4 separate regions of the Homo sapiens genome follow, and all the other regions are linked to region 1. A link is a loop called in an ENCODE intact Hi-C map of the cell type or tissue named here. Cell type or tissue: Calu3. All regions are shown on one strand.

Evidence for each region. A loop is a pair of places that touch in the nucleus more often than their neighbours do. Peaks named below come from ENCODE experiments on the same cell type or tissue, not always from the same donor. Only the 100,000 strongest peaks of a DNase experiment are listed, where the experiment ranks them.
Region 2: it touches region 1 in a loop (5-fold over the local background); 9 of 110 quality-filtered maps call a loop at or near these places.
Region 3: a loop joins it to region 1, with 2.6 times the contacts of the local background. A loop is called at or near these places in 9 of 110 quality-filtered maps.
Region 4: a loop joins it to region 1, with 4 times the contacts of the local background. A loop is called at or near these places in 7 of 110 quality-filtered maps.

Annotation. Positions count from the first base shown.
Region 1 is chr7:25,089,689-25,097,688 of GRCh38, forward strand. No RefSeq gene overlaps it. Among named protein-coding and RNA genes, the nearest start is that of CYCS, 32 kb to the right of the region's middle. RefSeq lists enhancers at 4,472-4,521, 4,542-4,621. In Calu3, CTCF peaks have their summits at 3,827 (motif pointing left) and 4,696; DNase peaks (open chromatin) are centred at 3,273, 3,813 and 4,723.
Region 2 is chr7:24,903,993-24,911,992 of GRCh38, forward strand. The region is part of intron 1 of OSBPL3 (oxysterol binding protein like 3); the gene reads right to left. It also overlaps the pseudogene SNRPCP19. Among named protein-coding and RNA genes, the nearest start is that of OSBPL3, 72 kb to the right of the region's middle. RefSeq lists an enhancer at 6,688-6,837. In Calu3, no CTCF peak of the experiment used is centred here; DNase peaks (open chromatin) are centred at 1,029, 2,199 and 3,759.
Region 3 is chr7:24,878,442-24,886,441 of GRCh38, forward strand. All of the region lies in intron 2 of OSBPL3 (oxysterol binding protein like 3), which reads right to left. Among named protein-coding and RNA genes, the nearest start is that of OSBPL3, 98 kb to the right of the region's middle. In Calu3, no CTCF peak of the experiment used is centred here; a DNase peak (open chromatin) is centred at 3,390.
Region 4 is chr7:24,697,888-24,705,887 of GRCh38, forward strand. It overlaps GSDME (gasdermin E), which reads right to left. Exons shown (of 10, transcript NM_001127453.2): 9 at 4,873-4,946; 10 at 468-1,372. The coding sequence ends at 1,139. Among named protein-coding and RNA genes, the nearest start is that of GSDME, 56 kb to the right of the region's middle. RefSeq lists silencers at 3,903-4,197, 7,032-7,201. In Calu3, no CTCF peak of the experiment used is centred here; a DNase peak (open chromatin) is centred at 3,954.

The sequences.
Region 1 (8,000 bases):
ATATTATGAATATCATTCTCACAAGTAAACAGAGGCTCAAAGGCTCACCAAAGTCACAGAGCTTTCTGTCTTTTTGATCAAATCTTTAGGCCAGAAGCAGTGGCTCATACCTGTCCTATAATCCCAGCACTTTGGGAGGCTGAGGTGGGTGCATCACTTGAGGTCAGGAGTTCAAGACCAGCCAGGTCAATATGGTGAAACTCCGTCTCTACTAAAAAATACAAAAATTATAGCCAGGTATAGTGGCACACGCCTATAATCCCAGCTACTTGAGAGGCTGAGGCAGGAGAATAGCATGAACCTGGGAGGCAGAGGCTGCAGTGAGCAGAGATCGCACCACTGCACTCTAGCCTGGGGGACAGAGCAACACTTTGTCTCAAGGAAGAAAAACATCTTTAGCAAAGGTCTTGAGGTGAATGTTGCATTTCAGTGTGTTTGCTAGAGGACAGCTAGCAAACTTCATTTGCTAGATCAGGCCAGAACAAGTACACATAACACACTATCAACACAAATGTGAAGAAGCTAGATTGCTCCATTATTAGAGATAGAAAAGCTGTAATAGTGAAAACTCTAAAGATCACGTATAGAAAATTGCAGTGACAGGAAAAGACCCTGAAGCTGCTGAATGCTAGGTACACAAGTCAGCCCTCCTCTTTTGTGGGATAGGATAACACACCCTCCCAAGTGCGCCACTCACAGCTTAACTATATGTGACTTAGTGCAAGGGCCCTCCTCACCATTCACCCCCAGCTTTGACAGATTTCAACCCCATTATTGTTACCAACAACCATAAGCACAGAAGTGTTTTCTTTTCTCATTGTCAAGGGAGTCCAGACATTCCTGATAGCAAATGTACGTGTGTCAATGTAACCTTGACAGACGGAAACTCAAACTCAAGTACAATGGCAACCTTTATATGCTGTAATATATGCACAATGATGGACTTGGTAATGCTTCTCCCTCGCCCCCAACTTCTTAGAATGTGCAAAATGTGCCTGTTAAATATCATAATCCTTTTTACTCTGAGCACCTTTTCCCCTGGAGCCTTGCAAGTGCTCTCCATATAATGGCCTATTTTTAAGAGTCCTCTTGAGACTGAAATGACATTCGGGCCTTAAATCTAATGATATCAGAGCCTGTCCTTATTTTAAACATTTCTAATATGATCAGAAAGACGCCTGAAAAATGAGCTCTTCTTGCCCTTGGCTTCTCATGTGCCCTAGGGAAGTCCTGATTTAGAAGACGGCCCCCTAACTCAAGTGCAAGGTGCAACAGCTGCTGACATATGTGACTGTGAGCTGATGTTGAAAATTTCTGAGGCAGGGCACAAACCTTTGACCCATCTCCCAGGCTTCTCTGGATAAAATGTGGTTTTTTACAGATCAAAAAGGAGACAGATAAGAAAATGAAGACTGAAAATCTTAGAATTATGAAAGAGAGAATCATATACATTTTCTCTTTAAATACTAATCATTTAAAATGTGTAATTTTAAGGATGCATTAAACCTGCTTGACTGTCCTCACAAGAGAAACTTCCTTCCTTTTCTTAATTCTGTTCCTGGACTTCTCCCCAGCTATATTAGCTACAGCCAGCAGTGAAGTCCCATTGAGTATTCTGTGCACTACTGGAAATCCTGTGATTCACTCCGTGGGCAGTGCTGAATTAATTGTTAATCTGGTAGTGGGTGTTACTTTTTCTACTAGATTGTGAATTTCTAACTCTTGAGATGTCAGGTAAAAGCACTTCTGAGAGAAGAAAAAGGATACAAGGACAAAGAATCTGAGATTTGCCTTCTCTCTGGAAGCCTTTTCATCTTGCCATAGGGAACAGTTGAACCATCAAAAGCCCATTTATAATTAGTGTTAGTGAAACCAGGGGCTTTGGGGAATATTGGTCGTGAACAAAGGCAAGATTGGCAAATCTTGTTAAATTTTGTTAAACGGAAGACCCAGGATTTTTAAAAGCTGAAATACAGAATATAATATTAGTAAACTCATATGATTCTGCTTAAGATAATTTTTAAAACAAATGTTAAAAGGGTAAATTTTTAAAAAGAAAATTATATATATGTACTTTTATATATATGTAGGAACGTACATATATATACGTATATACATAGGCATGGACTTTTTCCTGGAAATTACCATAGCTACAATATGTCACTGGTCTATATCATGTTAATTAGCACTTGATCTGTGAAAGAAATCTGAGCGTGAGGTAATTCAGCACTGTCACCCAACTGGCCACATTAATCTTGAGTATTTTCCCCAGGGGATTAAAATCTGTCACCTGATGTGGCTACCAAGGTGAAATACATCCTCTCTCCTATGCTTTGCTAAGGACAGAGAGGGGCCAATTTGAGCTGTGCTAGAACAGGTTTGTTTGAATGGAGCCAGCATGTGAGCCCACTCAGACAATGGTCTGAGTTCTTCATTGAAGTCGTCTTCTTCCTCTGGTTCCAGTGTAGCCAGTGATGCAATTTGGTTTGCCCTTTTGCAGTGAGAACCGATTGGCCATAAGGTACTCAGCCTACGTTTCCTGCTCAAATGCAAGCAAATCAGTTGATTTACCAGCTCTGAAAATGTTGTGATCTAAACTTGTGCTAATAGAAACCCAAAGAAAGTGACACACATAAGACGTGTGGAAGTGCCTAGGGCTTCTTGGCATTCAGGAGCAGGGGAGTAGAGCATGCTGTACTTAATCAGGATTCGATTCTGTAGCTCTTTACCATCTACGAAATTATTTTTACCACATCCTATTAAAATTGGGAGGCAGCCTTGTTTGGTAGGAAAAATATAGCTTTGGAGTCAAGCAGAGCTGTATTTGAACCCTGGTGCTGCCACTTAGAAACTCTGGGAGGGACCTCAGGCGCTGAGCACTTTACCCCCTCTAACCTCCATTCCTCATTGGTAAGTGTGGGTGATGATGTCCAGCCGATAGGGATGCTGTGAAGGGTGAGAGATACCATATTCAAGTTCTTAGTAGAGAAGCTGATCCAAGGAACGTGCTTTGAAAACCAGTGACCTAGATCCTATTACCATCTTCCCATGTTTAGTCTTCTTCCATTCATGCTCATGTGGCTTGCTTTTTTTTTTTTTCTATCTTCTCCCGGGATTTAGAAATTACTTCCGGCCGGGCGCGGTAGTTTATGCCTATAATCCCAGCACTTTGGGAGGCTGAGGCGGGCGGATCACGAGGTCAGGTGTTAGAGACCAGCCTGACCAACATGTGAAACCCCGTCTCTACTAAAAATACAAAAATTAGCCGGGCACAGTGGCGTGCGCCTGTAATCCCAGCTACTCAGGAGGCTGAGGCAGGAGAATCGCTTTCACTCGGGAGGCAGAGGTTGCAAACAGCCGAGATCGCGCCACAGCACTCCAGCCTGGGCGACAAAGCGATACTCCGTCTCAAAAAAAAAAAAAAAAAGAAATTACTTCCTTGACAAAATCTCCTGTCTTGAATTACTAGTGCCTTTTTGCTGTTATGAATGGAATTTTTAATCATTTAAAATTTAACTTGGTGTAGAAATGCAGTTTATTTGCATAGGTGTATCTTATACCCTGCAACTCTGACTTTTTCATTTCCTTCATTTTGTCATTGTGGTTGTTGATTTTCCTAAGTATGTCAATAATTGTGTAATCAGTACTTTAACCAAAAGGAAGTACAGTGAAAATAACTTTATTCCTTTCCCCCACAGGCTTAGTGGGACTGGTTCCTGCCCTTCCCTGTCCCGTGATTTCTCTGGCCAATCTTAATAATTGTTTCAGCTGCAACCCCAATTGGAACTCACACTGGCCAAAGTGGAGCAGCTCTTGGGGGCCCCCTGCTGGGCCAAGTGTGACCTCTTTAGTTTCTGCATGGCAGGGCTCATGGAGGGTTCCAGCATCAGGGTCATGGCAGCCAGGGCGGTGGGTGAGTGAACACCAGGGGTGCAGGCTGGGGCTATTTACCAACTAGTACAGGAGATTTGAGTATTTTGACAATGGGTCCGGCCATAATGGTGTGGACTGGCTCAGTATCAGCTCTACTCTTAGGTAATAAAAAAAAATCCTCTGGTCTTGTCTAGGGCCAAGCCACTAGTTAAAATTTTATCTCATGCATTAGTCAAAATGCAAATCTTTAGGCCGGGCGCGGTGGCTCACGCCTGTAATCCCAGCACTTTGGCAGGCCGAGGCGGGCGGATCACGAGGTCAGGAGATCGAGACCATCCTGGCTAACACGGTGAAACCCCGTCTCTACTAAAAATACAAAAAATTGGCCGGGCATGGTGGCGGGCGCCTGTAGTCCCAGCTACTCAGGAGGCTGAGGCAGGAGAATGGCATAAACCCGGGAGGCAGAGCTTGCAGTGAGCCGAGATCGCGCCACTGCACTCCAGCCTGGGCAATAGAGCGAGACTCCGTCTCAAAAAACAAACAAACAAACAAACAAAACAAACAAAACAAAACAAAACAAAAATGCAAGTCTTTAAGATGAAAGCCTTTCCTCTACCCCAACTTGAGGAAAGGTGGGAAGATCAGCCTCCTCTCTGTTTCCTAGCCTGTACCGTCTGCTCCTCTTTCCCAGTCACCGTGGCTCTGGCAGCTCCACGTTTGACAGGGTGGAGAATGGGGGAAGAAAATGATCAGAAGCGGGAAAGGTGGAACTTCACAGACACAGATGTAATCTGGCACTGCTGCCTCCTGAGGATTTAGTGGCAGGCAGGATCAAATGTTGATATTGCCGCCCAGTGGACACAAAATGTAATGCAGTACTTAGATCAGGCAGAGCTTTCTCCCCTCAGCCTGCAGCTGACTCAGTGGAAACACGAATACAAGCGTGAGCCACTGCGCCCGGGCTCAACCACCTTTTTAAATGATATTTTTCTTTAACTGTAGACAACTGCAAGTATTTTTAAAAAGAGAAAGAAAGCAGTATAATGAAACTCCCTGAACCCATTACCTGGCTTCAACAATTATCAGTTTATGGTAATCGTCTCCATCTTGTCCACTCTTGTTTCATCTGTTCCCCAACCTACTCCTGGCCTTGCCTCTAGGTTATTTTGATGCAAATCCCAGACATTATGTCATTTAATCTGTAAATATTTCATTGGAACACCTGAGAAAATCAAACACTTTCTTAATATCATCAGTTATTCATGCAGTCATTATTTACATTTTCCTAATTGCCTTATAAATTATTAAGTTAGTTGGCTTGAATTTGGACCCAAATAAAATCCATGCATTGTCATTGTTGATATGTTTCATTTTTAAGTCTTCCAACAATAAGTTGCCCTCTATCTTTGTTGTTGTTGTTCTTACGATTTCTTGAAGAAATAGGTCATTTGTCCCGTGGACTTTCCCACAGTCTGGGTTTTGTTCACTGCACCTATGTGGTCATTTCGTGTGTTCCTTTATCCCCTGTATTTCCTGTAAACTGTTGGTTGAAGCTGGAGGCTTCACTAGTTTTGGGATCAGTTGTGTTGGCAAGAAGGAGTTGCAGGTGGTATTCTGTATTCCTGTCAGAAGACAGAATATCCTGATATCTGTTTTGTTTTTGTGATGTTAGCCATCACTGATAATCACTGCTCAGATTCATTAATTCACTGAGCATTGGGAAATGGTGGCACCTGCTGCTCATGTATTAGCTTTCCAGGTAGTAACTTTTATAAAGAAAACTTTATCAACTTTTTGGTTACCAAGGTAAGAGTCCTTACAGGAAAGGCAGGACAAATAGTTGATCGTTTCTCTTTATTTACCAGTTTTCAAAAGCACTGTGTCAGTTTCCTGGCAGTGAGTTTTGTTTGTTTGTCTTAATATAATATTATCTTGAACTCATGCATTTAAACATATTTGATGTGTGTCAATCTGTTGTAGTGCTGTGGTAGACAGAATAATGCTTCCCCCAAAGAGATCTATGTCCTAATCCCAGGAACTTGTATGCTGTTATGTGGCAAAGAGGAATTAAGATTCCAGATGGAATTAAGGTTACTTATCAGCTGACCTTAAAATAGGGAGATTAGCCCGGATTATCCCAGTGGGCCAAACGTAATCACAAAGGTCTTTACAAATAGATAAGGCAGGCAAAAGAGGAGGGCAGAGTGATGTAATATGAAGACTCTACCATTGCTGGCTTTGAAGATGGAGGAAGGTGGCCACCAGCCAAGGAATGCAGGCAACAACCTCTAGGAGCTGGAAAATGGCAAGGAAACAGATTTTTCCCTAGAATTGCAGGAAGGAACACAGCCCTGCTGACATTTTGATGTGAGCTCAGTGAGACATGGGTTGGATTTCTAACCTATAGAAGTGCCACTTTGTGTTGTTTTAAGCCACTAAATTGTGGCAATTTTTTACAGCAGCAATAGAGAACTAATACCATTACTATCCTTATTGACACTCATATTAACCCATCTTTGGCCAGTGTTATCCTTTTCAAGTTGACTTCCAAGATGAGGGTTTTCTTGCTCCTGATATGACAAGATGTTCCAGGGCCACCTACGGGTTAACTGGTTAATATTTAACTTCTAACCCAACGTATCTGTTGAAACTTGTCCTCTCGAATGTCATTGGTGATTTTTAAATGGAAAAATCCAGTCCTTGTCCTTTTTGTTTTTTTCTGCAGCATTTGATACTACTCTCTTACTCTTTCCTTTTCCAAATGACATCTATCCTCCCTATCCTGTCATTGCCTTTCTTGGGTTTTATTTCCTAGCTCCCTAAAACTGTCCTTGGGCCTCATTTCTTTTTTCATTTCTTTCTTTCTTTCTTTTTTTTTTTTTTTTGAGATGGAGTTTCGCTCTTGTCACCCAGGCTGGAGTGCAATGGCGCAATTTTGGCTCACTGCAACCTCTGCCACCTGGGTTCGAGCAATTCTCCGGCCTCAGCCTCCTGAGTGGCTGGGATTACAGGCACCCGCCACCATGCCCAGCTAATTTTTGTATTTTTAGTAGAGACGGGGTTTCACCATGTTGGTCAGGCTGGACTTGAACTCCTGACCTTGGGTGATCCACCCCCTCAGCCTCCCAAAGTGCTGGGATTACAGGCGTCAGCCACCGTGCCCGGACTTTTTTTTTTTTTTTTTTTTTTTTTGAGACAGAGTCTTGCTCTGTCACCCAGGCTGGAGTGCAGTGGTGCAATCTCAGCTCACTGCAACCTCCGCCTCCTGGGTTCAAGCGATTCTCCTGCCTCAGCCTCCCGAGTAGCTGGGATTACAGGTGCATGCCACCATGCCCAACTAATTTTTTTGTATTTTTAGTAGAGATGAGGTTTCACCATGTTGGCCAGGCTGGTCATGAACTCCTGGCCTCAAGTGATCCGCCCACCTCGGCCTCCCAAAATGCTGGGATTACAGGCGTGAGCCGCTGCGCCTGGCCCCTCAGGCCTCATTTCTTCTTTCTCCACGCTCCTCCCCAGTAATCCCATCCATGCAATAATCTTTCCGTGCCAATGAGACCTAAACAGGTATCTTCCTCCCTATCTCTCCTAAGTACCAATATCTCATTTCCGACGGCTCGTTGATAGTTGCCACCTGCACCTCATATTCATGGCAAAACCTTAATTCCCATTGTCCCCCAACTCTTTCCTATTTCTATTAGTGGTTTTCTCTGACACACAGATTTAAAATCTGGGTATCATTTAAAAATCTTCTTTGTCCTTTGACTCTCCCAAAATAAGAAATATAACTGCTACCAAATGTAGTTTTATGTATTTATTTATTTATTTATTTATTTATTTTTGAGACGAAGTCTCGCTCTTTTCCCCCAGGCTGGAGTGCAGTGGTGCAATCTCGGCTCACTGCAACCTCCACCTCCCGGGTTCAAGCAATTCTCCTGCCTCAGCCTCCCAAGTAGCTCGGATTACGGGCACCAGCTACCACACCCAGCTAATTTTTGCATTTTTAGTAGAGATGGGGTTTTACCATGTTGGCCAGCCTGGTCTCGAACTCCTGACCTCAGGTGATCCGCCTGCCTCGGCCTCCCAAAGTACTGGGATTACAGGCGTGAGCCACTGCACCCGGACAGTAC
Region 2 (8,000 bases), 190 kb before region 1:
ATGTCTCAGCCTCCCGAGTAGCGGAGATTGCAGGTATATGCCACCACAGCTGGCTGATTTTTGTATTTTTAGTAGAGATGGGGTTTCACCATGTTGGCCAGGCTGGTCTCAAACTCCTGACCTCAAGTGATCCATCCACCTCAGCCTCCCAGAGTGCTGGGATTACAGGTGTGAGTCACTGCACCTGGCCACTGGATGTTTTCTTAACAGCATGACAAGGAAGACTTACTCCCTCTTCCTAACAAAGACAGTAGTTTTGGAGGGGAGAAGTGGGACAGAAAAAGTACAGTTGAAATGTTAAAATGTAACTGTCAACTCTTTCAGTGAAAAGAAAATGTGGTATATACAGTCAGCCCGCAGTATCTGCAGGTTTCACATCCGTGGATTTAGCCAACCACAGAGCAAAAGTATTCCAGCAATAACAATACAACAATGAAAATATACAGATTTTAAAACAACACAGTACAGCAACTATTTACATAGCATTTACACTGTGTTAAGTATTGTAAGTAATCTAGAAATAGTTTAAATATACAGGAGGATGTGCATAGGTTACGTGCGAATACTTTGCCATTTTATATCAGGAACCTGAACATCCATGAAATTTGGTATTTGTGGCGATCACCGAACCAGTACCCCATACAGCTGTACATACAACAGAGTATTATTCAGCTGTAAAAAACTAAAGAAATCTTACAATGGGCAATAACATGGATGACTCTGGAAGACATTACGCTAGGTGAAATAAGCCAGTCACAGAAGGACAAATACGGCATGATTCCACTTATATGAGATATTTAAAATAATCAAATTCATAGAAACAGAAAGAAGAATGGTGGCTGTCAGGGGCTGGGGGGAGGGGAGAATACCAGTTATTGTTTAATGGATACAGAGTTTCAGTGAAGTGTTCTGATCATAATATACAGGTGTGTGTGTGTGTGTGTGTGTGTGTGTGTGTGTGTGTGTGTGAATAAAGTTAAGAGGAACTAGAACAGTGTACTGCCAGGCTCATAATCAGGAGTGTTGCACAACCATGCTGGAATAATGCCTGGAGGACTGGTATCAGGAGCAACCCAAGGCTTGCAAACAGCAGTGGTGAAAACTAAAGGGCTTTGTGGACACATAGCCAGAGCCAGATGCACAAATAGAAGATAAGCTTCTGGGTGTGGAAACTCTTCACAAAGCATCGGGGGTCAAGAGGATTGCTCCAATCCCAGTTGTTTTCCATCTTTTTTCTTCAAGGAGACGTACTAACGGGAAAGAATAAAATAACCACAGAGAAGACAAACTTGAAACCCACGACAGAGAAGAGATAGGAAATGTGCACCCAGCTCTGCTAAATGGGTTCTGGATACCAATTTAGCCCAAACAGATGAGGGGACTGAATGACTTCAGTCTTCATGGGACCTGACAGTAAGCTATGCCGGATGAGGGAGAGTGAGATAGGTATCAGAAAATGAAAATTGGGTAGATTCTGTGAAGATTATTAGAAACAGACAGGAAATTTCTGAAAAGTCTAGATCAATTATTACCAACCCTGGCTGCAAACTAGTGAAGAGCTTTTACAAAACACTGCTGCCCAGGCCCCAGCCCAGAGTCCATGATTGAAGTGGAATAAGCTCCGTAGGACATTCTGACACGCGTCCAGGGCTAAGAGTCATGACTCCATACTGATGAGTGTGGGCTCCAAAACTATTCTCTTTGATAGGAAGAGGGCGTAAGTCTTCCTTGCCATGCTGTTAAGAAAACATCCAGTGGCCAGGCGTGGTGGCTCAGGCCTGTAATCTCAGCACTTCGGGAGGCCGAGGTGGGTGGATCACTTGAGGTCAGCAGTTCAAGACCAGCCTGGCCAACATGGTTGAAACCCTGTCTCTACTAAAAATACAAAAGTTAGCCAAGTGTGGTGGCGGGGACCTGTAATCCCAGCTATTTGGGAGGCTGAGGCAGGAGAATTGCTTGAATCTGGGAGGCAGATGTTGCTGTGAGCTGAGATTGTACCACTGAACTCCAGCTTGGGTCAGACTCCATCTCAAAAAAAAAGAAAACACCCAGAGTCACAGCACCATGATCTCCTGGTGAAGCAGAACAAGTAATAGGAAACTAATATAAAGAGGCCTCCCTCCTGTCCTCATCTGCATAGTGAGTCATTCTGGGCTCAGCAGGCATCATCACGGAGCAGGTAGGAGGTTCCATCACTGGAGGCCTAGGCATCATTGGCATGTGACCTCCCATGGCAGCCTCATTCCAGGAGCAGGTCCCACTGGCATCATCCCAGGAGGAGGAGAACCCATCACTGACATCATGGGATGGCCACTTATAGGAGGTGCAGGCATCATACCAGGGCAAAGAGGAGCCGGGAGACTTGCGAGGAGGTGGGATCATTGCCCCTGCTGGGGAGAGGCAGAGAATGGAGTAGGAGGAACCTTTCCTTGTTGAAGTGCAGCCATTGTTTCGTCCATCAGGCTCTGAGCTGCTCTTCCACCCCATTCTGACAGCAGTCTTTCATATTCTCTTTGTAGATATCACTGTAGAGTATCTTTTGCACAGATGAAGAGTCATGAGTGAGGTATTTATTGCAGTAGTCACAATCACACATGGACATGTTGCTCTCCAGGCCATTGGCCACTCTGTTCCTACCACAGTGTCTTCACACATTCATCTGTTGATGGACATTTAGGTTGTTTCCACATCTTGGCTATCATCAACAGTGCTTCTGTGAACACAGGAGTGCTGATACCTCTTAACTTTAAAGTGTTGCTTACTGTCTCCTTTTCTCTCCCAGTTCCATGGGCAGTCACCAAAGTTTTGTCCCTCATCCACTTCTCTCTATGCACTTCAGCTCTTGATCATCTTTACAGGCCCCTTACCTTAGTAAAGCCTCTACACTGCTCCCTACCCCCACACTCCAGTCCCCAGCCTGGTGTTGGCCCCTGGATTCATCACTGGAACAGCAAGCCTATGCTCATTACTCCCTCATGCTGATATTAATACCTGCCACTGGCTTCCCTGACTCTGATTAAGATACCCACCCTCTATTAATCCAACCAAACTCCCTCTCCCAGAGCCCCCAGTAGTGTAGATTCTCTCTCTCCCTGACACTGACCTCATCACCCCCCAATGTGTTTTATATTCTTCTATTCTCAAAACAACCTATCCATTTTAGACCACCATTAGGCCCTGCAACTGACTCCACATTTTCTCTCCCAGCACTTCAATCCTTATATCCATTCCCTAGTTCAATTTATCGCCAGGCTCTCCCCTGCTCCAAATTCCCAATGCCTACAAGCTTAAGTAAAATAGCAAGGCCTGGCAGGCAAAACCCTCCACTACATAGTTGCATTTCACTGGTTTTGGACTCTGGATCTACCTCTCACTCTGTGGCTAAATGTCTGAGTTGCTTCGTCATGTGAAAGCAGGCATGAATAACTGTACTAACCTCACAGGGTTTTGTGAAGATTGACTAAAATAATGCATGTAAAACACTCAGCATAGTCCTTGCCAGACATCACTCAGTTACACTTTGGCTGTTATCACTCAAACTTCATCTCTAACAACTCATATATACATACCCTGTATTCTGCACTCTCCCTTTCTCCTAGTGAGTCCTTCTTTATGGAGCACCCTCCTAACCCACTTTCTCTCTTCCGTCTGTGGCAAAGTCCTCCATCTTCCGAAGATCACTTTCAGCATTGCCTTTTCCATGAAGCCTTTTCTCAACCCCTCTCCCACCCCAAATGCGTTTGTTTCCTCTTGGACTCTGCTTTCCTTTTGCGCTACCTGAAAGTATTAGTCACGTTTCCTGCACTCTGACTCACTCTTCATATCCTGACTGCTAGATGTTGGGTCTATATCTCACTCGGGACTGCATTTTATTCACCTCTACATTCTGTGGAAAGTAATTTACAAAGACTGGTAGCAATCTTTGTTGAGCCAAGGAAAGAGTTCTCAGTGTGAGCACATTTATTTATTCCCATAGGAGACTTCTGTCTTTACTGTTCACTGGAATCATTTGGGATTACTTATGTATTTCAGAATATTTCAGCTATTCCTTCCTTGTGAGATCTCCTTGCCATTTTAAGTCTTTGGCCACAAGAGACATCATTTCTCTCTTTTCTCTGACTTGTTTCAAATATTTCTAGTACCATAGAGATGTTATGCCCAAAGCATCCTTCTTTGGGGATTTCATTTCCTGGTTCCTGCCACTTTCTATCACTAGTTAATGCTTCCTTGTTGGCTCAGAAAGAAACCCAGAGCTATCATTCTCTGCATTATTTTTTCAGTCTTCTTAAAAATTAAATGATCGGCAAAACAAGTCAAGAGTTTATCAGAAGTTAGCCGAATGAAACATCCAGTGGGTGATTATCTGATTGAATCTCCTTTTTATCAGCACATGTGGTATTCATTCTAAAGTTTCAGTTTCTGAGAAGAAAGCGCCCTCCATAGCCTCTATCTGGCCATCCATAATACTGATCCTATTACAATCTTTCTTCCCTACCATGCCCTCTTTACCCAGGGATTCATCATTAAGGTCTAGATTTCCCCAAGACTGCTTCTTTACAGTAAAACATCCCCTTCTAAAATCATATTCTAGTCACGAGAACCACGCTAACCGTGGTGAGACAGATCCAGTGATGCTATCTATATCCAAGTTTTAATGTTTCAAGTTTATTTTGCTTCATTCTCATAAGCTGCACAATGGCAAAGAGCTGCAGGTATTTTACCAACCAGCTGCCCAGGCTTTTTTAAAAAGAAATTACTGATGTTCTCCTCCTCTGTTATTGGTCTTTTTATCTTTGCTCTGCCGGTTGTTCTCTAGCCAATCAAGTTTTAACGTTTTTTCCTTCCCATCAAATTTCAGTTCAACTCTCTTAAACAAGTTAGCAAATCTCTTGCCAAACACACTTGTCCTCAAAAGATGGCAAGAGCCTGCTCCACAAACCAAACTCGGCTTATCAACACTATCTGTGCTGTAGTTACTTTGCGTGTCCTTTTCAAGCACATGGTCTACCTTTCCCCAAAAAGTAGAGACATCAAACATCCCCCTCAAGTTCTCTACTTTTCTACCATGACTTCACAGAACTCATGATACATTTGAGGTTTCTTTTGACATTTAGAGTGTTTTTACCCAAACCAGTGAACGGGGTGATAACTGATAGATCTGATATTTTGGTAAGTTAGCATGCATGCCTTGGCTTGTTATCCAGCAATATCCACTCTCCCCTTCTTTAATAATAGAACTCTCGAGTTTTAATGTGGTTCATGGGCATCTAATAAGAGGCTTTCACTTCTAGCATTCTTTGCCGCTTGGTAGGGGCTTGTGACTAAGGGCTGCCAATGAGATGTGAGCAGAGTTGTTTGTCTTCCAGGTCATGGTCCTAAAAAGAGATACACATGTTCCCTGCCCTTTCCCCATTCCTGAGAGCTGGGAGGTGGTGATAGCTGGACCCAGAAATGAAAGACACACTGGTTGAAGACCATAGTGTCACCATGCCAGCCAAGGAATAACAATATCTGAACAGTTACATGAGAGAGAAATAAACTTTAATCGTGTTAAAGTTACCTAATTTTTGAATCTCTCAGTTACACAGGTATAGCACAAATAACATTGGCCCTAAGAAGCTGGCATGCCTTCAAATTAGGAACCTTAGGTCACCTCTGTACGTCTTAACAGAAAGCTGCCAATCACCTCTGTCCTGGCCAGCTTCCTGTGCCAGAAACAGGAACCTATGGCAGTAAGAATCCTTTTCATTATTTGACAAAATAAGGAAAGCTACTGTTTTTTTTTTCTTTCTTTTTTTTTTTTTTTTTTTTTTTTTGGAGACAGAGTCTTGCTTTTCTCGCCCAGGCTGGAGCGCAGTGGCGTGATCTCAGCTCAGATCTCAGCTCACTGCAACCTCTGCCTCCCAGGTTCAAGCAATTCTTCTGCCTCAGTCTCATGAGTAGCTGGGATTACAGGCACACACCACCATGCCCGGCTAATTTTTGTACTTTTTAGTAGAGATGGGGTTTCGCCATGTTGGTCAGGCTGGTCTCGAACTTCTGACCTCAGGTGATCCACCTGCCTCGGCCTCCCAAAGTGCTGAGATTACAGGTGTGAGCCACCGTGGCTGGCCGAAAGCTACTATTTTCAATTTGAAGGTGTGTATTACCCTGGCCTGAAATAATCCCAAATGCTCAAAATAGGATAGATGGTAGACATCCAATCTTCAAATCATTTTCACCTTCTCCAGCAAGCCAGCCCCTTTCATGTTGCATTTATCACCCACGTGGTCCCAAGAGTCACTACAGATCAGGATGAATCAATGTTCTGAATGGAGAGAGATGAGTCCATAGGTCCTATGACAACTCCTCCATTCCTGAATGGAGAAATCAGAAATGGGCTGAGTTTTCCTCCTCCTTCTGCAGCTTAGCTACTCTTACTTGTCCTTCAACACCTTACAAGGAAGAAATACTTATGAATAAATGTGGGCTAATAAAGGAAGCTACAGTGGAAAGACAGGTGGCAAAAAGAAGACAGGCACACTGATGAAAACTCAATTCAGTATATATCCTATAAAGTAACTACTATGTGTCCACTGCTGTGCTAACCCTTCAGTGATGGAAACTAAGTGACAGAAACTTAATCCAAGGAGGAAACCACTGTGATCAAGGAGATAAGATGTCACAAATGAAACAAGCCAGAACACACCCCAGGGTGGGCCATCTGGTAGGTGCTATGGGCAGTCACAAGGGAAGAGCTCAGTGGGGCTGGAGTTGTGAGAAAAAGCTTAGGAAGAGGTGGCCTGCAGGGAGCCGTGAAGATGTGGATAGGGCTTGACTAGGTAGAGAGAAGCATGGAGGACAAAGCTGTGAGCTGGGTCGGGAGGGGCACCTCCTGCAACATTTCTCAACCCCGGCTGCGTGACAGGATCACCCTGGGAAGCTTCTACAAAATCCCAAAGCCTGGTGCCATTTCATACTAACTGGTCCAGACACTGGGGATGAGGCCAGGGCAAGGGCATCCTGAGACACTCCCAGGTGATTTGGATACACAGCAAGGGTTGAGCCACTGCTCTAACATAATCTTGCATCCAGAAATGACAGATTTACTCCACAGAACTGCCTTCTTTAATTTTGGTATTTAATTTTGTTTGAGCATCTTATGCCAGACCTATGTCTGCTGCATCCAATTTATACCAAATTGAAATGCAAAGCAGGATGTGACTTAGCAGTTTAAAGGGTAAGAAAAGATAGCACCACCCAAGAACTTAAAATAACATCTGGTGGTTTGAATTTTATCAGTGGGTGTTATTACGCTCCCTTAACCGACAACTGCTTGCGGAAGCTTGGTAGAGTTTTAACAATTGGCAACCACAGGCAGCATTTCATTACTTATCTAAAAAGACTATCAATTGAGTTACTATGAAATGTGAGCATGAAGTTTTAAAACTTCCCTATTTCCTACAAAAATCAACTTATCATCTTTTCAGAAATGTAAACAGCCAGCTAACAATGGGTAATGCTCTATAAGTGCTAACTGAACACTCTCAAATAACAAGAAACAAAATACCCTAGTGGGTCATGTATCAGATGTACACACTTCAAGTTTGTTTGTCCACTTAACTAAAAATAACCCTGGGACTCAGAATCTAAGCTTAAACCAAATTCTATAAATCGAAGTCCCCAAGATATATTTTGGAGGTATCCTTCCAAAACTGCAGGGGCGATAATAATTCCTTGTAAGAGAATCACTAATTTAGGGAACATAGGTGGGGAGAAAAAGGGATACAGGAAGTTTTACTCACTTCTAGGGGAAAGAAAGATTACTGCAAAAAACTTAACCTGAGACACTTTTAAACTAGTGCAAACTGGAAAAAAGAGAGACATAAAAGGAAAAGGCAGAGTAAACAGGTTTTAAAAAGGTGGGGTGGTTACTGGTAGACTAGAGCTAAAAGGCAAGAAAAACCTAAAAGCACCTCTGTTCCCAATGCTAACAATGACATGGTTATTTTATTCTCTCC
Region 3 (8,000 bases), 210 kb before region 1:
CTTTAATGATTTTAAAGGCATTCAAGATCTTCCACGGCCTATTAAGAAAGGCTAACGATCATCAATATTACCTTTTATGATTGTTCTATGAACACTGACAATACTTGTCAATAGATTTTCAATTAATAGAATGACAGCTTTAACTGATGCTAGACCAAAACTGTACTCACATTTCAATCACTGAGAACTGGAGTTGTTGTTTCTTGTTAAATGTTTCTCAGCTATGGTTTTTTGTTTGTTTGTTTAGCACCAGCAGGCCTGATAGCAATGGCAATTTTTAAGAAAAGAAAAAATTAGTTGGGAGAAAGGTAGTGTATGAGCTCTCACTCAGTGCTTCTCAAACTGTAATTTGCATGTCAATCACTTGGAGATCTTGTTAAAAATGCAGATTTAAGTTCAGTAGGTCTGGGGGAGGCCTGAGATTCTGCACCTGCACAGATGAGGCTATCACTGCTGCTGGACCATAAGCCCAACTTGAGTAGCCACATTCCAGGAGACCAGGCTGTCTCAAAAAATTGGGATTTGACTTGACAGAATCTGAAGGCAAAACCAGGACTAACGGGTGGGAACTACAAGGCCCTGGATTCCAGCTTTGCCTAAAGGATGGGTTGTCTTACTATCTAATGAGTGCTATGAAAAATGGCAAAAACATGGCTGATCTATGAAAGTCTCTGGAGTGCTCCATCAGAGGCTGGTGGTCACCTGGCAGAGGCACCACAGAGAAGATTCCAAGACTGGCAGGGAGTTTAGAACAAGTGAGCTATGAGATCCTTTCTAAATCTTCTATCATAAACTCATGTCATACTAAACAGCAGCATTTGCATTAGCTCTATAACCTCAAGTACAATCCCTGACTTTGGGATCTAAGTGAGAAGATTAAAGAAAACAGGAGACTGAGCAATGAAGCTCCCACTTGGGTTCTGATGACTAAATGGGAGTAGCAGTCATCACCCGCCACCGTCACCATCCCTTCTTTCCCTTCACACACAGATGTAGCTCTCCAACCTCAGGCCAGAGCTAGGGAAGTGAATATCCAGATAATTCAGGCCCCAGAATGTTTCAAGTCTTACTACTTGGTTAGCCACAGACCAAAAACACTGGTGCCTTCATTACTTAGATAATGGGAGAATATTCATGCTGTCTTTGTGGTGAACCCTTGAGAAAGGGAAGGAAAATCAGTCCTTGCCAGCAGCTGATACTGACAACAAGGAGATAAAATCCTGTGGGCTGCCAGCTCTGTCAGTGGCTCCACCTGAGGTCATTCCCATCCTGAGTTTCCAAAGAGAAAAACGCTTTCCAACTGTATTGACCACAGACGGATTTATAATTAAAATAGCATTAATAAAAACACTTCAATGTACATATGACTATTTCCACGCTGTTGATCACTCACTCAGCATTTATGGCTACAATTACTTTGGCATGTTTTTAGGCCCCTCAGATATATTGGGAAGCCATTAATATTTGTTAAATATTCCCCTAATTGTATCAAGCCCCTTAAAGCTACAAACAGCATCTTCTATGCATTTTTCTCTCCTCCTAATGCTCTGTTCGGTAAGCAGGGTCTCTTAGACTATTAAAGATGAAAACATCCAGCCCATAAATGTCATTCCTCTCTGGCCATGCAGCCCACTGGGGTGGTGATGGGGTTTTTATAGTTGCTATTGTGGTAGTGATTATAGTTATAAAAGTGACAACTACTATTTTTTTAATATATGTACCTTGTGGTGATTCTATAATGAAAGCATTATTATCCTCATTTTACAGATGAGAAAATTGAAGCTCCAAATTAGTTTGTGCAAGATCACAAACTATTAAGAGGCAGAACCCATTTGCAGACTGCGTCTTGAGATCCCACGCAGAACCTCGCAGCTGAGTGTCCACTGTGGATAAGATCACCTAGAAGCAAACTAGCACTCAGCTGAGCCCATCCAGGGCCACCTACTGACCCTCCCCTACCAGTCCTGCCTCTCACCCCCCTACTCTCTCCCCCAGCGGAACAAGTCTGTCTTTTGTTCCAGGGGCATGTTTCTGCCCTCCATACACTTGTGGCTTAGTCAATAAAGACAAGATAGCTCTGTCCACCCAAGTGACTCAAGGGTCTCTTCTGAGTTTTTCTCTTGCCTTCAAAGTACACCATAATGATTGGCTTTCCTGTACCATCATGGAATATTTAAGTCTCAGAGTGTGACACAGAATGAAGAAGTCATTTACCCAGCTCTTTCATTTAGAGATGAGGAATCTATGCTGAGTGATTTGTTTGGGGCTGCGAAAAATGAGTGAGGGGCTTTTAAGGACCAGGACCCAGGTCTTTTGACTCCAACTCATGAGCACACACCTTGTATGAAGGGGAGAAAAACTCCAAAACAGGCTCCTGTGTGAATGGGACTGGGGCCTGAGGTGAGATATTTTTCCTTTTTATATCACCCAGGACTGTTTTAATATTTTACCTTTATTATATTTTAATTTAAAAAAAACCTTTCAGTGACATGTCACAGAGCCCTGCCCTTTGGTGTCTGAGCACAGAAGAGAATCACAGACTCTGCACTCAGATATAATACTCTTGTATGCCAACTACAGGGCATTCATGACTCTTCAAGGAGACCCACTGCTTTGCTGGACAGCACCAGCTGAGAACAGTGCTCTCTCTTACAGAGTGCTCAAAACTATTTTTTCAGAGCTAATTGAAATTTGCAATCAAAGCAGAGATACATTCTGACTAATCAACACATGCATGACTTAGAATCACAGGAGTAGGTGGCAGAAGTTTAGCACAATAAACTCTTCTTTATCTTGATCCAAATCAGAAGTGAATTATTTTCACAGTGCTACACAATAACTGGTTCTCATAATGAGAACCTAGTGACAATGTTAAGATCTCAGAGAACTTTACAAATCAAAGAAGGAATGACTTTAGTGCCAAGTATGTTATAGTCCAGTTTGTAACGGAGCTTCTTTTTAATAGGGGGGTCCCTGCTTAAAGGTCCAAAGCTCATTATCAGGAACTAGAGATACAAAGATGTAAAATCAAGTGCTGGATCTCAAAAAGCTAACATACATTACAAATGTTAATAAAAGGGATACCACAAGGTTGAAAATTTGTAAATTGTCAAATGGGAGATTCACACAAACCTGCTGCAGGAGTTCAGACAGGCATAATCTCCAAAGCCTAGATCCACATGAGCTGGGACTCCCAGAAAAAATGACACACAGTAAGCAGCAGGGTGTCTTAGATTCCTGAGGCCAACTTGATGAGCAGTCACAAACTTTGGTGGCTTAAATAAACAGATATTTATTCTCTAGCCGTTCTGGAGGCCAGAGGTCCAAAATCAAAGTGTTGGCAGGTCCACGCTCCCTCTGGAGGATCTCAGGGGGATTCATTCCTTGCTTCTCCCTCTGGTGGCTGCCAGCATTCCATGGCATGGCTTGGCTTGTAGCTGCATCACTCCAATCTCTCTCTCCACCATCACATCACCTTTTCCTCTATGTCTGTCTTCTCCCGAACGTGTTTCTTATAAGGACATTTGTCAGTGAATTTAGGGCCCACCTGGATAATCTGAGCTGCCCTACTCATCTCAAATCCTTAAATTAATTACATCTGTAAAGGTCCTTTTTCCAAATGTGGTAACATTCACAGCTTCCAGCATTAGGATGTGGATACATCTTTTTCTTTTAAAACAGTGTATATATTTATAGGGTACCTGTGCAATTTTCTTACATACACAGTTTGCATAGTGGTCAAGTCAGGGCTTTCAGGGTATCCATCACCACGTACATTGTGTCCATTACCTAATTTCTCCCCCTCCTCCCTCCCCCACCCTCACCTGCTGAGTCTCCATTATCTAGATCATTCCACTCTCTATGTCCACCTGAATACATTTTTTAGCACTCACTTATGAGAACATGTGATATTTGTCTTTCTGTGCCTGGCTTATTTCACTTAAGATAATGACCTGGTCCAGTTCCATCCATGTTGCTGCAAAATACATGATTTCACTCTTTTTGATGGCTCAACAGTATTCCATGTGTGTATATATTTTCGTCATCCATGCAATCATTGGTGGAAACAGGTTAATTTTATATCTCTGATATTGTAAATACTGATGCAATAAACATATGAGTGCAGGTACCTTTTAGATATATTTATTTCTTTTCCTTTGGCAAGATACCCAGTAGATCACATGGTAGTTCTTTAGTTCTTTGGGAAATCTCCAGACTGTTTTCTGATGAGGCTGTACTAATTTACATTCCCATTGACAGTGTGAAAGAGTTCCCTTTCTTCTGCATCCTCACCAACATGTTGTTGTCTTTGTATTAATAGTCATTTGACTTATATAAGATGATATCTCATTGTGGTTTTGATTTGCATTTCCCTGATGATTATGTTGAACATTTTTTCATATACTTGTTGGCCACTTGTATGTCTTCTTTTGAAAAATGTTTATTCATGTCCTTTGCTTGTTTTTTAATGAGATTATTTGTTTTTTGTTGTTGTGGTTGAGCTGTTTGAGTTCCTTGTATATTCTGGATATTAGTTCCCTGTTGGAAGCATAGTTTGCAAATATTTTCTCCCATTTTGCAGGTAGTCTGTTCACTGTTTTCCTTTTGCTGTGCAGAAACTTTTTAGTTTAATTAAGTAGGAAGTGAACATGTCTTTTTATGATTCAGCTCACTACACAGGGCCCCAGGGACCACGGGGCCAAGATGTGCCAGGAATGTGATTCATCTGAAGTAGGAACAGAGAGGAGGTGATTTAGGGTGATGTGGGCTTGTGAACAGATGCAGTGGAAAACACAGCTGAACTTGACGGTAGGGCCAGGGTGTAGGTTTTAGAGGGATATCAGATGACACTAGGGAAGTCTTCTGTTGTGCCTCTGTCCTACTTCTTGCACTGTCACTTCTGGACCTTTAGTATTTTAATATTATCAAATTACTGAAGCAGACTTTCCCCTCCCCAGGAAAGAGCTATTGAATCGGTCAGCTCAGTTCACATTTGCATCAATAGCTTCTTGAGAACATTCCATTACCTTGTACAGCTGCTATGCTGTGCTCTCAACCAGAGCATCTGGGCCAGGGTTCTGCCTTCCTGTATCTTAAATGTGCCCACTGCCAACCATGAATAAATATATTTATTTTCTTAAGGCATCCCATGCAGTTTTCATCAAAGTAATATTTCTAAATCTCACCCAAATATATTTGCTGTGATTATTATTCCAGGATTGCAGAACAATACAGACAGTTCAGCAACTTTCTGGAAGTGTTTTAAGATTTCAGTTTCTCGTGATCTTCAGAGTGTGGAATGCAGCTGACAGTCTGTCATTTGTGGATGTGGAGAGGAACAAAGAAGTCCTGACAACTCAAATATGTCATTTGAGCTGATACTTTAACCTCTTCTGATATCAAATGTTTGTTTGTGTCTTATAAGACTTACTCAGAGTGGAAATATATTGAGAGCTCAGTCTTATTTCTTCAGCCTTCCTGCCTCTGAGGTATGTTATAACCATAGGGGTGGCTAAAAGGTCAGCAGTAAGGAGGAGAAGTAAAAGGCCCAGAAAATGAGAATCTAGAAAACTATAAGAACTATATAGTTAATTATTTTTCTCAGTGGGGTCCACTAGAAAACAAACAAACAAACAACAACAGCAACAACAAAAAAAAACAGCTCCAGGCAAACAGGGATCCTAAGGCTACTTCAATCATCCACGTTCTTCTTGGCCCTGCATTCATAAAGATGTGAGCTGAGGGAGGCTTGTTTAAATAACAACCATTTGTACATAAGGCATGGAACTTGAATTAACTTCTGAAGAAGTCTTCTAGCATCTAAAGAAACCCAGTGCTCTCCAAACAGTTGGTTGCCGGGTCACCTACCATTTATTAGCCATGGGACTCCAAACAAATCAGTTAATATCTTTGGGCTGTATTTCCTTTCCACAGTGGGGGAAACATTACAGACCCCACTGAGTTGTGCTGAGACTCCAAAGGGTAGCATGAAAGGATATTATGAGCTGTGAAGATGCTATCGGAGAGTTTTCACTTCGAGTGTCCCATGCTGAGTCTTCCTGAGAGCAGCCTAGACACAAGCCAAGCTGCCTGCCCCTGCACTGTGCCACCCACCTCCCAGCTGAAAAGATGAAGCAGGGAAGCAGCTGTGACATTGCTTAAGGGCTCCCGGGACTCCTCTGCTCACAAAAGGCGAATGTTTATTTGTCAAACACTTACATAGCACTTCCTACTACAGGCGCTCTTCAAACTAAGCAACCTACACCTAATAAGAAAACAAGGCAGAGAGAGGGTATTAACTTTGTCCAAGATCAAACAACTTATAAACAGCCGGAGATTCAAACACTGGCCATCTGGCTCCAGAGTTCATGCTCGCTGCCTCTCCTCTTCTATGATCATCATAGAACAGTGTGAGACAACCACGATGTTTCCAAGGTCCCTCCTCCTTGACTGGACTTTCTTGTGGTGTTTATTCAGCCTATACTGAATACTGAAATAAATTTAGAGATGCTAAATCTTAGTATCTCTAAAGACATTATGAAATTGAAAGAAATAAATGGGGCCAGGTGTGATGGCTCACACTTGTAATCCCAGCACTTTGGTAGGCCGAAGGGGGTGGATCACCTGAGGGCATGGTGGTACTACAGGTGCACACCTGTAGTCCCAGCTACTCAGGAGGCTGAGGCAGGAGAATCGCTTGAACCCAGGAGGCAGAGGTTGCAGTGAGCCAAGATTGCAGCACTGCACTTCAGCCTGGGCAACAGAGTGAGACTCTGTCTCAAAAACAAAAAAAAAAAAAAAGAAAGAAATGGGACTAACCATTTTCAATACCCAGACAGCTGAAATGATAAACACCTGGACATTATTAAAGTGTTAATTCACTTTTCCCTCCTTGGCAAATTCTTCCCCATTCCACTCACCTGTTTTATGAGTTCCGGCCCTGAGCCCAGCCAGGCTGGGCTCTCTGGAGTGCGGCATAATCTAATACCCTGCATAAATAAGCTCTCATCAGGTGACCCTGGGAGAGTTCAAGCCACTGTAGTTCAGCCCAGAAACAGCAGGGTGACAAGAGTGAATTGCATAATTGTATGGAAACTTACCTAGCAATAGATCTCTCCATTTCAAAACCCCTGCAATCATGAGTGAAGCACTTGTCAATTATTTTGACAGGATTTACTCTCTATTGCTAACTTCTATGCCAAATGCTAACAATACACTTTAAAACTGAATAGAGGCTGTGCTCTCTTTACCACTCATACTCTTTCCAATCAGAGTTGATTTCTTATTTATGATGAACTGTTCAGCTGTCCTGTCCTTCATAGCTTCGTATATCCCTGCTCAGGGCCTTTTAATAACAGGCTCTCAATACATATTGGCTGAAGAAATAAAACTCAAGGCTATAGGACTCTTTTGATAAAGACAAAGCATACTTGGTCATCTTTATCAAGCTAATCTGGCCTCTGGAATGTGTTACTTTGAAAATTCTAGGAAGGAAATGTAAGGGGGCAGTGGGAAAAAGACAAGAGGAAATTGCAATTACTCATATTTTACACATTTTAAAATAGCAATTCTCCCTCCCACTTAGATATTCCTTAACCCACTTAATGTATCTACAAGACTTTGTGAATGGTAATCTTTCTACTAAGCAACTGCATGTTTATTCATTCATTAATTTAATCTACACTTACTGAATGTTTCCCCTATGCTAGTCTAGATGCTTCTTATTTACTGTTTCATTTAGTTCTCAAAAGTAAGCAAAATTATCCAAATTTCGCAGCTAAAAAGCTTAGACCCAGAATGTGTTAAAAAAAACATGGCAAGGTTATCCAGCAGGCAAAAAGCAAAACCGGTGAGAACAAGCATCAGTTTCTAGAGCTGCGTCTTTACTTTTGTTCCAGACGTTCAATAGAGTAGTTCCTTCACAGACCACAGGTATAGAAGAACATTTATGGATGCCATCATTTGCCAGAATAAAATCAATGGGGAAGCCCTTCTTCATT
Region 4 (8,000 bases), 390 kb before region 1:
TTCATATTATACCTTCTGTTTGCAGTTTGTTCTTTTTACTTATTTCAGAAAACCAGACAAAAGGCAGGTATAGTGCCACCATTTTAGCACAACTGCTTTCACTTTTGCATATTCCTTTCCAGTTTGTATGTAAGGCTTATTTCTGTATAGCTGCTGCCACCATGTGCCATTTTATAGCCTCTCCCCCAACATATAAGCATTTCCATAAAGAGTCTCATTTTTAGTAGTGATGAAAGGGTTATTTGCTTTATTCTTCCTTGTTAACCTTCATTAAAATCTGAAGGGAAGAAAGGGAATAAGTGGATGATGTTGCAGGGAAAAAAGAATAGGTGCTGTATGATATGTTTCCAACAACTGCTACCCCTCATCCCCAGTGGCTCAGATCCTGTCTATGGAATCAGGGACACAGGGAGCCAGTCCAAGCTATTTATAGAAGGACATCAAAACAGAATAAAAAGCAAAATAGACATAGTTCAAAGTTTCCTTTAATAGAATACCCAGAATACATAGGAAATCAACATGTGCTAGACATAGAATTAGTATGTTCACTGAAGCATGGCAAGGTCACATAAAATGCATATAGCTAGGGTCCCAAGCAGGGGTGTGTTACTGTTAGATTTTTTTGAAGTTTAATTTTGTTCAGCAGAGGAATATACTCTAGGAGCATTTACAGTTCATTTTCAGTCATCAAATAACATACATCACTTCCAAAACGTAGCCTCTTGTGTGCAGAGAAATTGCCTTCCCACAGCATTCACAATGTAAAAAGACCTTTTGGATTAAAGGGTCAGACTCTTTCTATGTAACAAAAAGTGGAATGCAAGTGACAGATGGACTTATTATTGTGCAGAAAAAACGTCTGAATGTATGCTAAGAATTCTCCGCCCTCCCAGCTCTTTACATGCTGGAACCTAACTCAGATGCTGGGTCACCAGCACAGGAGGGCCTCTGATAAGGAAAACTGTTTAAAGAGTACCTGGTGGCTAAAAGTCAGGTCATTCATCATGCAAAATGTCACCACTTCTTAAACTGTTCTGTAAATTCATTTCATTGGTCAACTTTTAACGTGCATATGACCTTTAACAGTTCTGAAAAATAGCCTTGGCCAGTAACACGTACTTCTAGTTCACATATGACATCATGAATGTTCTCTGCCTAAAGCACAGAGTCCATTCAGGGTTATACAAAGAAGCAGTGGGAAGACTTTAGAGTCCTTCAGAATGACAGCTTTCACAGATGACTTCAGTCTCTCCAGACTAATGTCAGCTGAGGCAAACAAGCGCTGCACAATCCCAAACCTTTCTGTATCTTTCAGGGGAGTCAAGGTTGGGTCTTCAAGATCAGATACTCCATCATCAGACAGAGCACGAAGCTGAAATGACACATTTAAACAAATTCACTTTTAAAATGTCCTAAAAAATCCACATTGGATAGTAATGCACTTGTAGGTAATTCTGGGGGAAAAAACTTTTTGAGATGGAGTCTTGCTCTGTCGTCCAGGCTGGAGTGCAGTGGCGTGATCTCGGCTCACTGCAACCTCCAGCTCCCAGGTTCAAGCGATTCTTTTGCCTCAGCCTCCCGAGTAGCTGGTACAGGTGTGCGCCACCATGCCCAGCTAATTTTTGTATTTTTAGTAGAGATGGGGTTTCACCGTGTTGGCCAGGCTGGTCTCAAATTCCTGACCTCAGGTGATCTGCCCACCTCGGCCTCCCAAAGTGCTGTGATTACAGACATGAGCCACCACGCCTGGCCAACTATGTCGTTTTTTAAATTTCCCCAAATAGAGCAGGAAAACCCTTGAGGTGTAACATGATATATTTGATCCAGGCCAGGACCTCAGGCCTGATTCTATCCAATTTGTCTAGTGTCCTCTGTCTGAATCCCTACTCTCCAAACTCTTTCTACTAGTCCCATTAACTCCAGTACATTAGAAAGGTTAGAATGTACTTTGGTCATATATGCAGTATGCTTAGTTTTTGTTTTACTGAAGATATTAGAACTTTCTTATATCTTTGCATGAACTCCTCAAAGGTAGGTACCATAGTTTAGTTTAATTATCCTTCCTGCCTCAAGAACCTTTTCCCTTGTTATTCCTTCTTCCAAATTTCCCTGTTGATCTCCCCTTCTCATCACTCAGTTGTCAGCTGAAATGCCACATTGAGGGCCTTTCCCAATCCCTTTCCATCTAGCTACCCCCAGCCCCAGAACTCAGCCTTATGTTACTCCATTATGTTGTATCCATAAACTTACTATATCTGAAGTAATCTGCTTGATAGTGTTTAGTCACCTTCCCTTATTTAACCCTAAGCTGCTCGTGAGAGCAGGGACCTTGTCTGCCGTGCCTACAACACAGACACTCAATGTGTTCTTCACCGAGGTCACTTTGGATGCTGCTCTAATTCCACTGCTCAACACATACTTGAAATATTTGATTTGCTTTTAGGGTCTTGATCTGTACCCGTAATATTTTACAAATCTTAAGCAATTACAAATTTACCAGTAGATTTCATTTTGAAACAGGCATTCAAGATCTGATTAATAATGTAAGTAGTAAAATTTTAAATTAAATTAAAAATGAAATAAGCCTAGAAAGTTTGCCTGAATTTTAAGAAATCTGAAGGGAATCCAAAAGAAAAAATTCCAGAAATTTCCTGAGCAGTGGTGACTATCTTGAAAGTCATGCAGCTTGTCCAGGTAGACTGAAGGGTAGCACTCACTGGAATGTAAAAGTACTTGTGGGTTTATTATCAAAATCAGCCTCACGAACCTTGTAGATTCGCCAAATACAACTCACACAATGTAACCACAGGCTTAACGTTACCATTAGGCTCAGACTGCAAACTATTGATTGTGCTTTAGAGAGTAGATTAGACCTGCTCTTTAAGCACAGCATCACACCCCAGTGAATTAAGGAGGAGCCCCACTGGCGCAGGCTGGAGACTGTCAACAGCATGGCAGGCTCCCTGTCCTTACCACCTGGTGGATGAGAGCTGTGCAGCATTCGGCTTTCTTTTCTAAATATCCACCACCCCCTTTGCCCACAGGCATTTCTAGGTATAAGGGGGAAACGGTGACCCAGAGGGTGGTGGAGTGAAGTTAACATTCTCTACTGATTCTAACTCACCCTTTCACCAGTTCTTGGAAATGTGTTAGTGTATCTGGCACTGTACTCCCAAAAGCCCTTCAGAAAGCCTCTCAAAGTTACCCTGGCTACTAGACAAGAAAAGACAGGGCTGCAGATGGATTTTGTGCCGTTTTAAGTAAATCCCTTAAAGAAACATGACGCTCAAATTCCTTCAGGAGGCAGACACCTCGATGTCTTAAATAGAGCTATTGCAAATCTGAGGGGAGGTATGTGAAGATACCCAGGAAGGTCTTTACAGAAAAAGGAGGTCTTTGACTATGTTGAGCAGTGCCAAAAGGCAGAATGTGCAGAAGCAGAATACCTTCCATTCTGAACTCCGAATGTGTTCTGGCTGCTGCTCTTAGAACACCAACAGAGCAGAACTTGGGGGTAATACAAATGTCCTAGAGCTGATCTGCAGGGAGGAGGACAGCTAAGTGTGAGTTTGTCACAGAAGGGGTTAGATAACAGTTAGATAACATGGGCTTGGCAGGATTTTCTTTTTATTTGCTTCAGTTGCAGTTGATGAATCTGTAAATACTTGGGAAGGACTAACTTAGTAAATGCTGAGCACTCAGTTGCTGCAAGAGGAGCTGAGATCTGAAAGCAGAGCTGTTGTTTTGCTCATCATTGCATACAATTAGAATAATGGCACGTATTGTTTCCATAACCAGACTGTGCCACCAGCCTTTACCCTCAGCTGGCCCAGGACACACATGCTGGCACATTTTCAAGTAGTTCCATTTTTGCAGTCAGTGGACAAGCATGCATGTTCCTCTGGGCCTGTGGAATCTTTCAGTTGTGATACCTGATCTGCTCCTTGGAATGATGCCATGCTGCATAGTCTTCTAATGTCTTTGCTATGCACAAAGGCACCAACCACATTACTCGGTGTTCCCAGAGTAGATGTATACCAAATGTCAGGGTCCTGTCTAGGCAGTCTGCCCCAATACCTGCTTCCCAGATCTGACAGCAGAGCTCTGAGAGATGATCCTTTGGGCCAACATAGCAGGTTGGCCTTGGACTTTAGTAATTAGGCCTTAAAATAATCAGACCGTGTGTGCTCAGCTCCTCTGCCCCAGGCTGAGCAACATCTGCAAAAGCTACACAAGACTAGCTGCCCCATCAGGGTGGCTTCAGGGCAACCTGTTGGTGGTTCTTTCTACTAATGGCTCAATCTATAATTTAAAAAGGAAAAGCTTAATCTTGACTCTCTAGGGCTAAGCTCATCATTACCTAACTCATGCTCTTAGAATGACATTTCCAGAGGGGGCACCAAGCTAACGATATTCCTGAAAGTGGATGAAAGAAGCTATGTCTCCCTGGGACAGATCAGTCCTGGATACCTCCCTGGCAAATCTGCTGCAGAGCTCAATCAAACCAGTCTTAGCACAAAACTGCCATTGCAAATAATATGGTGTCAGGCCCCTTTATTGTAATGTAACACCAAACCTTGGCCAAAATTCTCTCCAAACAATGGGAAAAGTATAAGAGTTGGAGTCGAAAGACAAGGATGAAGTCCTGGACCTGCTAACAAGTTATTTGGACAAATCATTTTCCTCTGGGTCTCAGTCTTCCCATGGGGTGGGATGTGTATAAAAGTGGGGTTAATAACAATACTTACTTAATGTGTCTTGAAGAGCTGTTGTGGTAAGTCCTAGAGGTGTTTTACCGGCTGCTGGATGTCTACCCCCTCATCATTTCCCCATTCCTATCCATTCTAAGGTCCCACCTGGGAGGTTGCTTACCAAGTGGCACAGTGTGGGAATGATCTGGAGTTTGCAGCAAGTGCCCAGCAGAGCTGCTGCGCTATCTGGCATTTCTGCAGGAGAGAAAAATCACAGTCACAGTCCAAAAAAACAAGTCCATGGGAACAGAGCCAGCCCCTGGATGGCACCTAACTTATATTTTAGTACTTTCCCGCCAGCCAGGCAGGGGAGGTACTCAGCAGTTGCTGAGTTAGTGAATGAATGGTGCTAAATGGGCAGCAAAGACCTTGTAGAAAACAGATGTAGGAACCCAGCTGCCAGCTCTGCATTCCACAGAGGATACTCCTTGACATTCAATTTACCAAATGGAAAGAACTGCCCAGACTCTGGGGGAAGGAAAGGAAACAGCATGGAAAAGCAGACCCTGCCATCTGGTGACAGAAGAGTGATGTTTGAGACCCTCCACACATTCAGGCTGCAGCCTCAGGTACACCTCTCTCAGCCTCAGTTTCCTCATTTACCATAGTTGTTTTGTTTTTGCATATGTCAGAATACTGTGTAAACTATAAAGGGCTCTACCCCATCACCAATCATTTTGGGGAGGAAAATGCAGTGTAGCTTTATCAGTGCAGCGTGGCCTGAGGCCAGGAGCAGCAACAGCAGAAAGTTGGAGCAGAGCTGTGCCAGGCTAGGGGCTGCACCAGAAGGGCCCTTGCCAAGCCCCAGGGAAGGGAATGCCAGATCAGTGTTATTCAAAGTGGATATTAAACACCTCCCAGGGAAAACACAGATACAGTTCTTAAAAGGACCATAGTCCCTTGGGGGTACAAGCTTTGAGCTGAAAAGGCAAAAAAGAATGAGTCACGTGCTGAATCAGGTAGCCGAGGGACTGGTTAGGAACTCAGTTGTTCCTGCCATGTGTTAGCAGCCTTATTTGTAAAGACAGTGTGTTGTTGAGGTGTGACCCAGAGAGTACATGGCTCGTTCTCAAGAGAGAGTGTAGGCTATTAAGGGGGTGGGGCAGCAGCCAGGGGGATGCTTCTTTCAGAGAACCTAATGTGGTATTCAAATGTGTATGCATTTGTCTGAAGAGAAGATCCACAGTTTCTCAAGTAGTCTCTTACCCCAAAGCAGGAAGGTGAAGACGGAAAGCCTATGTGGCCTAGCGTATCCAGCTGAGCCTCTGTCCCCAGCCATCTCATCTGCCATTACTGCCCTGCCTTCACTTTCCAGGGTGGCTCCTGGGACCCAGGTAACCATCATCCTCATCTCTTATTCTTGGAAATACCTGAGTCCCATATTACCCATTTAGCTGCTATCTTGAGTGTGGTACACTAGGTGCTAGGGGCACAGAAATGAAAGAACAGCATCTGCATTACCGAGCTTACCCACTAATTTTACTACTTGACTCTGATTTCCTGGAGGGCCAAGACTTGATATTTACCTAGCACTGCCTAAAACATAGTATAAGCTTGTTAAATGTTTCTTGAACTGAAATTATTTTGATTGCTCTTCCATGTACCAATTCTATTTTACAAATAGAGTCCAAGGAGTTGAGACCTTTGGAGTTGCTTAAGGTTACAAAATAGTGGAGGAAGCTTCCCAGGAGACAGGTCACATGTGGGACTGAAGTGCTGAAAACAGCTATTAGCCAGAAACTGGTGTGAGGACCTACGAAGACCCCATTTTCTATTCCAGCACTTTCCTCAGTTTTTAAGGAGAGAAGATTATATTAAGAGGAAAAAAAATGAACTCAGAAGGGCGGAGGATTAGCAAGAGCACAAATGGAAGGGCTGTATGCCAGCCTGGCCTCCACTGGGACTGACATATAAATGAGATCACAGTTCAGAAAAATAAAGGGCAGGATTGGTTGAAAAATTTAGACATTGCCAGCTGCACCTAAAGATTTCACTACCTCTGAGTTTCCAATTCAGAAACAGCAAGTCAGTCTCACATTATGTGTCAACTGCGTGGCCTGCTGCCTGCGTGCAAGCTTGCAGAGATTTTTTTTTTTTTCCAAGCTGGACTGCAATGGCGTCCATAGTTCACTGCATCCTTGAATTCCTGGGCTCAAGCAATCCTCCACAGCCCCTCAAGTAGCTGGGACTACAGAGGTACACACCACCATGCCTGGCTAATTTATTTTTTGTACAGATGAGGTCTTGCCATGTTCCCTAGGCTGGTCTTGAACTCCTGGGCTCAAGTGATCCTTCCACCTTACCCTCCCAAAACGCTAGGATTACAGATGGGGGCCACCACACCCAGCCAGTTGCAGAGAATTTGATGCTGTGTCTAGGCTCAAGTAGAAGGGGACTGTGGTGCTTTCATGATGCTGGCCCTGTGTTACCTACTTGGCATCACTGATCCAGGCTATTGATAGAAATGCTGCAATAAGTAATGGGGTATATGAAGAAAAGACCTCTCACAAGTCGGAGAACTCTGGCCTGTGTATTAGCTCCTGACAGAATGCCTGTTCTGAAAGACTCTAATACCCGGATGTTAACATTGGGAGAAAGTCTCTAGTGGAGTTCCGCAGGGCTCTGTCTTATGTCCTGTTTCAGTTTACCAGTCAAAACTATATTTATCCATGAGTTGGAACAAGACAGAGCATATATTTATCAGCACATAGAGTTGGGACAGGCATTCTCTCAGATTAATTCTTTAAAAACTGAAGATTACTGGGTCTGTTTCTGTGTGGTGCTAGGGAGGAACCCTGAATGTATCAGAAACTATGTGTCCTGACTAGTGTCACCATGAAGGGAAGCTGTGGGGACTGGTTTGCCACAACTGGCTTTTCTGAGAGGGAATAGGAAGCCCAGCTTCCTCGTGACAGGCACTGTGGCATGGCGAGTTCCGGATGGGAGGGGTACAGAGGTGGCAGAGATTGTTCCACAGTAACTGGATGGCTGCTCCCCTGGGAGGCCATTTCAGGACCAGTGCAGAAGCTGTGCATCTGGGCCCAGCCACAGCTCTGCCTCCCAGCCTAGTACATTGGATGGTTGAATGCTCTCCACAGCCCCCTTGCCCCAGACAGGAGCACGCAGGGTGGGGAATAACAAGTTTGCAAAGATCAGAAGGACTGAAATGCTGGAGGAGAGCAGTTGGCAAATGAAAGTTGCTGCCACTCAGCTCTGCTGGGACTCCGGAGTGAACCACAGCCTGTCAGG